2 separate regions of the Homo sapiens genome follow, and region 2 is linked to region 1. Evidence: read pairs that join two places in POLR2A ChIA-PET (ENCODE). Cell type or tissue: PC-9. All regions are shown on one strand. Region 1 overlaps CLASP1 (cytoplasmic linker associated protein 1). Region 2 overlaps CLASP1 (cytoplasmic linker associated protein 1).

The links. ChIA-PET counts read pairs that join two places held together with the same protein. Peaks named below come from ENCODE experiments on the same cell type or tissue, not always from the same donor. Only the 100,000 strongest peaks of a DNase experiment are listed, where the experiment ranks them.
Region 2: POLR2A ChIA-PET joins it to region 1 with 13 read pairs; 14 of 35 experiments call an interaction of 5 or more read pairs at or near these places.

What each region holds. Positions count from the first base shown.
Region 1 is chr2:121,638,164-121,643,163 of GRCh38, forward strand. All of the region lies in intron 1 of CLASP1 (cytoplasmic linker associated protein 1), which reads right to left. Among named protein-coding and RNA genes, the nearest start is that of CLASP1, 8.8 kb to the right of the region's middle. In PC-9, no CTCF peak of the experiment used is centred here; no DNase peak of the experiment used is centred here; H3K27ac peaks cover 1,078 bases.
Region 2 is chr2:121,558,000-121,562,999 of GRCh38, forward strand. All of the region lies in intron 2 of CLASP1 (cytoplasmic linker associated protein 1), which reads right to left. Among named protein-coding and RNA genes, the nearest start is that of RNU4ATAC, 30 kb to the left of the region's middle. RefSeq lists an enhancer at 649-698. In PC-9, no CTCF peak of the experiment used is centred here; no DNase peak of the experiment used is centred here.

The DNA.
Region 1 (5,000 bases):
ATTTCTCCAAAGAAGACATACAAATGACCGATAAACACATGAAAAGATGCCTAACAACTTAGTCATTAGGAAAATTAAAATCAAAACCAAATTAAGATACTACTTATATTATAGAATGGTTATAATAAAAATAAAAATTAAAAAAAAACACAGAAAATGACATGTGTTGGTGAGAATGTGGAGAAACTGGAACCCTTGTACATTGCTAGTCAGAATGTAAAATGGTACAGCCACTGTGAAAAACAGTTCAGCAATTGTTCCAGAAAGTTACAACATAGAATCACCCAAATGACGCAACAATTCCACTCCAAGGTATATACCCAAAAGAAATGAAAACAGAGATTCAAACAGATATTGTACAATAGTGTTCACTGCACCATTATTCACAATAGCCAAAGAGCAGAAACAAGCCAACGTCCACCAACAAATTAATGGATAAACAAAATGTGGTATATCCATACAATAGAACATTACTCAGCAATAAAAAAAGAATGGTGTTCTTTTTTATTTTTTTTTTTTTTGAGACAGAGTTTTGCTCTTTTTGCCGAGGCTGGAGTGCAGTGGCATGATCTCGGCTCACTGCAACCTCCGCCTCCCAGGATCAAGCAATTCTCCTGCCTCAGCCTCCCAAGTAGCTGAGATTACAGGCACACACCACCACACCCAGCTAATTTTTTGTATATTTAGTAGAGACAGGGTTTCACCATGTTGGTCAGGCTGGTCTTGAACTCCTGACCTCAGGTGATCCACCCGCCTTGGCCTCCCCAAATGCTGGGATTACAGGCATGAGCCACTGTGCCCAGCCAACAATGGAGTACACTGCGCAAATGGGGCCAGGTGCGGTGGCTCACGCCTGTAATCCCAGCACTTTGGGAGGCTGAGGTAGGCGGATCACAAGGTCAGAAGATTGAGACCATCCTGGTTAACACAGTGAAACCCTGTCTCTACTAAAAATACAAAAAAATTAGCCGGGCTTGGTGGTGGGTGCCTGTAGTCCCAGCTACTCGGGAGGCTGAGGCAGGAGAATGGCGTGAACCCGGGAGGCAGAGCTTGCAGTGAGCCAAGATTGCGACACTGCACTCCAGCCTGGGCGACAGAGCGAGACTCTGTCTCAAAAAAAAACAAACAAACAAAAACAAAAAAACACTGTGCAAATGAAATAAGCCAGTCACAAAAGGAAAATATTGTATGATTCCATTTATATGAAATATCCAGAATAGGCAAATCCATTGAGTCAGAAAGTAGATCAGAGGTTACCAGGTGCTGGGAGACAGAGGAATGGGGAGTTATTGCTTAATGGCTACAGAGTTTCTATTTGGGATGATGGAAAAGATTTGGAAACAGATTATGGCAATGGTGGCACAATAGCATTAATGTAATTAATGCCACTTAATTGCATACTTAATAATGGTTTAGGCCAGGCACAGTGGCTCACACCTGTAATCCCAGCACTCTGGGAGGGGAACAAGGCAGGCAGATCACCTGAGGTTGGGAGTTCAAGACCAGCCCGGCCAACATGGAGAAACCCTGTCTCTACTAAAAATACAAAATTAGCCAGGCATGGTGGCGCATGCCTGTAATCTCAGCTACTCCGGAGGCTGAGGCAGAAGAGTCACTTGAACGCAGGAGGCAGAGGTTGCAGTAAGCCAAGATTGCACCATGGCACTTCAGCCTGGGCAACAAGAGGGAAACTCCATCTCAAAAAAAAAAAAAAAAAAAGGATTATAAATCACGCTACTATAAAGACACATGCACACGTATGTTTACTGGGGCACAATTCACAACAACAAAGACTTGGAACCAACCCAAATGTCCAACAATGATAGACTGGATTAAGAAAATGTGGCACATATATACCATGGAATACTATGCAGCCATAAAAAAGGATGAGTTCATGTCCTTTGTAGGGACACGGATGAAGCTGGAAACCATCATTCTGAGCAAACTATCGCAAGGACAAAAAACCAAACACCACATGTTCTCACTCACAGATAGGAACTGAACAATGAGAACACTTGGACACAGGGTGGGGAACGTCACACACTAGGGTCTGCCATGGGGTGGGGGGCCGGGGGAGGAATAGCATTGGGAGAAATACCTAATGTAAATGACAGGCTGATGGGTGCAGCGGGCCAGCATTGCACATGTATAACTATGTAACGAGCCTGCACGTTGTGCACATGTACCCTAGAACTTAAAGTATAATACAAAAAAATGGTTTAAATGGACAATTTTATGTTATGTATATTTTACTACAATAAAACACTTGAAAGAAAAAAAAACTTTATCAGGTCTTCAGTTATCTGGATTGTCTAAGGTTAGATTTCATATCAGGAGCTCAAATCTAAAAAGGACTGTACAGTCACCTGATCTAATCCTCGTGGAAACCCTAGTGGGAAGTCTGCATCTCTACATCCCTCCTGACTAGTGAGTGGTTTCCAGATGCTGCCAGATAGTGGCAGCATACCTTTCCCCAAGGCAGCCCACTGACCTTCATGAAGGAAGAACAACCTGAGCTGGAAAAAAAAAAAATGGGATAAATGAAAAGCATGCTGAAGATTTTAAAAGCCAAATTCTGCTATTCTGCAGGTGTGTGACAATTAACAAATTATTCAACTTCTCCAAGTCTCTGCTTTCTCTCATTATAAAATGACAATAGCACCTGCCTTTAAATGTTACTGTAAGAATTGGCAGAAGTATACCTCTAGCACCCATCCAACTGCCTGGCAAATGGTGAGTGTTCTATCTCATGGTAATTGCTAGTGTGACAATAGGTCTATGTGCTACCTTTCAGCTAACCAAAGGCTGAGCAGGATATGGCCTGGGCTGGGAGAACACTATGACTTACCAGAACTTAAATAAAACAGCCACCAGCACCACAGAAAAACATCAGAGAAGGAGCTGTTTTTATGCAGTTCAAGTCTCTTAGGAAAGACTGGCTTATTGTTCCAAGAACGAACCCAGCTACTCTTCATTTAGGAAGGCACTGCTACACAATTCATTTTCTCTATACAACAGGCCTCTGTTAGCATGTCCGGGCTACTGTTCGTAACAGAGTCTGCCTCTACCCACAGGAAAGACACAGTCTATGAAGAAAATTCGCTAAAAGGTAGTCCCCAGAGGCTGCTCTCAAACTTGTGTAGCCCCAGAAGCACTTGGGGAACCTGTTAAAAAAAAAAAAAAAACAGGTATCGCCCACACCCACAGATATTCTGATTACTAAATATTTTACACAGGAGCCTAGCACACAACTGTTTAAAGAAACACTAGAAGGTAGGCCACAAAAATGTAAAAAGATCACATTCTGATGTGGACAACTACAACAATCTGTCCCACAAAGCAAAGGCTGCATTTTCCTCTATGCCCATCTAGAAATGGAATAGTTTTGGTCATGCCAGACAGGATTGGAAACCAAGGAAGTAACAGAGACCACCTGCATGTAATACCCAATGTGAGTTTCATACAGTTTCATCATACTGAAGGCCCTCATGATTGCTTATTCTTTTTTAAAATAAACACAAAAAGTAATGAAAAATAAAAATAATGTACCAGCTACACCTCATATAATAGCAAAAAATATACTTAAATTATATTCACCAGAAGTTGGTAACATTTTTGTGAAACTAACACATTCTTAGATTGCTGGGAAAATTACTAAATGGTACGAATTTTTGGTTAGCTAGTGGCAATACATATTAAAAGTCATAAATATGAGGCTGGATGTGCTGGTGTGCACCTACAGTCCCAGCTACTCAGGAGGCTGAGGTGGGAGGATCACTGAGCCCAGGAGTTCGAGTAGCCTAGGCAACATAGTAAGACCCTGCCTCTTTAAAAACAAACCAAAAAAAGCTCATACCCTTAAATTCAATAATCCCACTTATTTGAATTTATCCTAAGGGAATAACACAAAAGAAACTATACAAAAAAGATAATCACTATTGGATTACATATAATAAAAAAAAAAAGATAACTACTCAGACACAGTGGCTCACGCCTATAATCCCAGCACTTTGGGAGGGTGAGGCAGGAGGATTGCTTGAGTCCAGGAGTTTGAGACCAGCCTGGGCAACATAGTGGGACCCTGTCTCTACAAAAAATACAAAAATTAGCAAGGGTGGTGGCGCACACCTGGCTAATCCCAGCTACTCAGGAGGCTGAGGTGGAAGGTCAAGGCTGCAGTAAGCCATGATCATACCACCACACTCCACCCTGGGTGACAGAGCAGGTATCTTTTTGCTAAAAAAAAAAAAAAAAAGAAAAAAGAAAATCTTCCTGTCAAAACTCTCAGGCCAGGTGCAGTGGTTCACACCTGTAATCCCAGCATTTGGGAGGCTGAGGCAGGTGGATCACTTGAGGTCAGGAGTTCGAGACCAGCCTGGCCAACATGGTGAAACTCTGTAACTACTAAAAATACAAGAATGAGCCGGGCGTGGTGGCGCACACCTGTAATCTCAGCTACATGGGAGGCTGAGGCAGAAGAATCGCTTGAATCCGGGAGGCGGAGGTTGCAGTAAGCTGAGATTGCGCCACTTCACTCCAGCCTGGGCGTCAGAGTGAGACCCTGTCCCAAAAAAAATCTCAAACAGTTTACCAAAATTTGCCATATTAAGCAAAATGACAAAGCTATTAAAACTTAAAATTACATATACTATGTAATTATAAGAAAACCATCCATAAAACATGCAAGACCTAAAATTACTTACAAAAAGAATGGACACATGGACAGTCTCAAAGAGTGATATATCGGGAAGTAATAGCTCATGTTGAAATGGTTTGATGTGGTTTTCCTCCACTGGTCTCTCAACTTTCCATATTATTGCTACATTATTGCAGTAAGACTATAAATATATTTAACTGATTCTGCCTGGAGAGTTAATTGGACAGTAGTGAGGGAAAGTCCTACACTGACCTCAGCTATCCTGAATGAAGACAGGCTCACCTAAACGCACCATGCTATCAGATGGCCACAAGGCCAGTTCTAGATTTCTTTCCCCAAAAGA
Region 2 (5,000 bases), 80 kb before region 1:
AACCCAGGAGGCTGAGGTTGCAGTGAGCCGAGATTGCACCACTGCACTCCAGCCTGGGTGACAGAGTGAGACTCCGTCTCAAAAAGAAAAAAAAAAAAAAAGAACACCTATTATGTGTATTTACTTATAAATCATACAATCTATTGTTATGTAAATTTAGTTATAAAGCATATGTAAAACAGAATAACTTCAAAGAATAAGGTGAAAAATAAATATTAACAAGGAGCTATAATGTTCTTCCCGTAGCCCAATGGACTGGCCTGTCCCTCATAGAAACCACTAATCTAAAATGAAAGCAGCATCACCCAGATTGAAAATGGGAAAGCAACAGAAAAAAAGAAATCCTCCAGGCATCCTAGGAAGCATCTCTGCTATGGTTTGAATGTGCCCCCCCAAATTTCACGTTATAAATTTAATCTACAATGCTGCAGTACTGAAAGGCGAGGCTTTTAAAGAAGGGACTGTGTCATGAGGGCTCTGTCTTCACGAATGGATGAATGAATTAATGGGTTATCACGGGAGTGGAACTAGTGGCTTTATAAGAAGAGGAAGAGAAACCTGAGCTAAAGCACTCACAGCCCCTCACCATGTAATAACCCGCACCACCTCGGGACTCTGCAGAAAATGCCCACCAGCTAGAAGGCTCTCACCAGAGGTGGCCCTTTGACTCTGGACTTCTTGGCCCTCACGCCTATAAGAAAAAAATTCCTTTTTACAATAATTTATCCAGTTTCAGGTATTCTGTTATAAACAAAAGAAAATGGACTAATACACTCTTGCTGCCAATTGGGGGAAAGTGACAGTTAAGGTGATATATTCCCAAGTGCCTCAGACTCCAAATCACAAAGAATTTCAGAGCGAGCCAGATTCTCTCATGGTTCTGTTCAGAATGTTTCATAAGAATGACCTTGCAAACTGAAGCTTTCAACCTGGCCTGGGAACCTTAAGAATATTTTATGAACAATCAATCCACCGAACTGCACCTGTCAGCAGACCCCGGTTAACTGCACAGAGTACCTGAAAGCCATCCCCTGTCTGAATTCACACAGAAAACTTTTAGAGCCACGGCACTGTGATGGAGGGAAAGAAGGTGTGGACCACACCTCATGAGATGTGCAAACAACATGGCTCATGACAAACCCAGCAGAATGCTCAATCTTTAGAAACCCAAGATGGCTACAGCAATACAGACCATGACAATTTTTGGTAAGGACATGGAGAAACTGAAATCCTCAAACATTATTGGTGGGATTATAAAATAATGTAGCCACTCTGGAAAACAATCTAGCAGTTCCCCAAAATGTTTAACATAAAATTACCATATGTCTCATACATTCAGCTCCTAGGTATATACCCAAGAGATTTAAAAATCTACATCCACACAAAAACATGAATATTCATAACAGTATTATTCATAATAGTCAAAAAGTGAAAACAACATAATATCCAACAACTGACAAAATGTGGTATACCTACATAATGGAATATTATTTGGCAATAAAAAGAAATTAAGTACTGAATTCATGCTACAACGTGGGTAAACCTTGAAAACATTATGATACAAATGGAAGAAGTCAGATACCAAAGACCACATATCGCATGATTCTAGTTTATGAAATATCTGGAATAGAGACAGAAAAAAAAAATCCAAAGACAGCAAGTTGATTAGTTGGTTGCCAGAAGCTTTGGACAGAGAGGATGGGGAGTAACTGCTGATGGGTATAGAGTTCCCTTTTAATACAATGAAAATCTTCAAACACTAGACAGTGGTGATGAGCATACAACTCTGAATATACAAAAAAACCACTTAATTGTAAACTATAAAATGGTGAATTTTATAACTCATGATATATAAATTATATTTTAGTACCTTAATAATTATCATCATCATCATTATCATCATCATCATTACAATGGCTAATGAAATGTGGTATCCTGGACTGGATCCAAGAAAAGAAAAAAGACATTAGTGGAAACACTGATGAAATCCAAATAAAACCTGTAGTTTGATTAATAGTGTTGTACCAAGTCCCTTGTATTTCTTAAGTTTTGATAAATGTACCATGGCACTGTAAGAAGCTCACACTAAGGGAAGCTGGGTGAAATGTACATGGGAACTCTTAAATCACTTCAAAGTAAAAAAAAAAAATTTAATGATAATGAAAAAACTTAACATACTATACTTGAATACTACAGAATACAGTGCAGCTACAGGAAAGAATAATTTAGACCTACATGTATATTTAACATGGGAAGATGTCTGTGTTATGAAGTTTTTAAAAACAGCAAGCTGCAGAACAGTATGCAGAATAGTATGACTGCATTTCCTTAAAAACTTACATGCAATGTTTGTGAGCAATGTGTTTGTATGCTGGGGAATAGGATTTTCACCTTGGGCTTCACATGTGTGTATTAAGGAATTTTCACAACAGATACACATAAATTCGAAATTTAAGAAAGCCACAATTAAAACAATTTTTAACATTTTAAGTTTTAAACACACATATCCCCTCAGAAGCTGCCTGCCAGGAAGGAATGGAAGACAGTCTTCTGTCTAGGTTTTCTCTGCAAAGTGGAGAATGAATCCACATCCAAGAACATCCCTCTGCTCCACGGTTATTTCCACCTCTAGGAATAAGGGGTATCACATCAGTACCAGGCATTTCAAGAACAGCAAGTTACTGACAATCCTTGAAGTTAAATGCTGGGTGCATGGATTCATTAAAACATTCTCTCTACTTTTGTGTACGTTTCACAATTTTCTTTTTGTTTTCGCCCAAGCTAGAGTGCAGTGGCGCGATCTCAGCTCACCACAACCTCTGCCTCCCAGGTTCAAGCAATTCTCCTGCATCAGCCTCCCAAGTAGCCAGGATTACAGGAGCCTGCCACCACAACTGGCTAATTTTTGTTTTTTTTGTTTGTTTGTTTTTTGTGTTTTGAGACGGAGCCCAGGCTGGAGTGCAATGGCACGATCCTGGCTCACTGCAACCTCTGCCTCCTGGGTTCAAGTGATTTTCCTGCCTCAGCCTCCCGAGTAGCTGGGATTACAGGCATGGGCCACCATGCCCAGCTAATTTTTGTATTTTTAGCAGAGACAGGGTTTTGCCATGTTGGCCAGGTTGGTCTCGAACTCCTGGCCTCAGGTGATCCAACCACCTCGGCCTCCCAAAGTGCTGGGATTACAGGCATGAGCCACCACACGCAGCCCAATGTTTTGCAATTTTCATAATACAAAGTTGAAAAAGTAATAATAAAGGTATACTATAGGTTTGATCTTTAGAAACTATATCTCCTTAACTACCTGGGAACCAGGATTAAGACTCATGACTATTATTCTAGGCAAAGAATTACTACTGTAAAATCTATCTTAAAGCTTTCTTTTCTCTTACCTTAAATACTGCAGTGACTAAAAAAGAGTAGCTTGCAGTGCACTGATCTCATACGATCACTATTAGAAAAACTAGAGACAAAATGGAACAATAAGACAAATATTTAGATCAAAAGTATCCAATCTTTTGGTTTCCCTAGGCCCCACTGGAAGAAGAAATGTCTTGGGCCACACATAAAATACACTAACACTAATGACAGCTGATGAGCTTAAAAAAAAATTGCAAAAAAATTTCATAATGTTTTAACAAAGTTTGTGAATTTGTGTAGGACCACATTCAAAACTGTCCTGGGCTTCTGAGCCAGGGGTTGGAAACCTTGATTTAGATGGAGATAAGGGCAAGTGAGTCAGGCCTTCTGAAATACTGGGCTCTCTAAATAAAGGATGGTGCAAGTATTTAAAGGGGAAAGGAAATGCCAAAGTTAGAGTTGATACACTCACTATTCTCCCTTGAAGAAAATCATCAGTTTCCTACCTTTGAGTGGCTTATCTACAAGGGTTATTACATGTCTGCAGGCATCAGGATTGCAAAAATCAGAGGTAAAGCTGTTTTCATTAGGGAATCTGGCAATTTACAAGAAAGGGGCTCAAAACTACATTATGTTAGGGCTTAATGTTAGACAAGTATTCTTTGTCTTCTGTGGTTTTTCTTGAGATGAAATGTTTTACTTCTGACTGTGGGACTAATGTGTTCCTACAGGTTGCAACATAAAACGGATTTCTCACTATGAACCTTAGAGAAACAGCTTGACAATCTTTGTCCTGGACAGCAAGTCTTCTTAGAGCTGGGGCCAAGTGACTTCTCCTTGACTCCTCTGAGCAAAGCCCAGCGCCAGCCACAGCACAGGAACCTGGGCAGGCAGTCCACCCTCAGGGCCTGCCTGTGACCACTGCTAACCTGTGCGGAACAAACATGTGCTGAAGGATTTGAGTTCTTCAGAGGACTTGGGGAACTGACTTATAGAAAATGCTCAGCACGTGGCCTAGCACAAGGCATTCTTTAAATCTGAGTCTCCTCCCCATTCCATCTCTCATCCCTTTTCCTGAATTCTGTCTTTACTGATTTATCTAGTCATCCAGCAAAGAACAAATCACTCCAAAGCCATGACAGGCTACAACACAACTAGTTACTCCAACACTGAGAGTCCTATGACTCCCTCCATAAAATCAACTGAGTAGAATACTGAACAGCTCTTCTGAACATTTTCAGACAAATCTCTATTCTAGAAACCTTTCCACTGGGGAACTACCTCAAACTCTTCAATTATTTACTAGGAGATCAAACATAAGCACAGAAGCACAACAGGCAAATTTCACTTAAGCTTGGCTTTTGTCCTCTGGGGTTTTATTATTGTTCAGGTTTTGTCTTTCAATGATGTGGCCTGGTACAGAGAACCCTCTCCTGCTTTCGATTTTATTCTTTCAGAATCTGGAAAGGAGGTCAGCTGTCCTTTCCAGGCTTCAGTTCCTCCATCTGTAAAATGAAGTTGTTCTAAATTATTTTTCATGTCTCTTCTAAATTTAAAATGTTATATGCACACATCTTTTTGAGTCCCAATGACAGTCCCAACACAGGCCAAGCTAATCACGTGACTGACACTTCCCCAGAGGC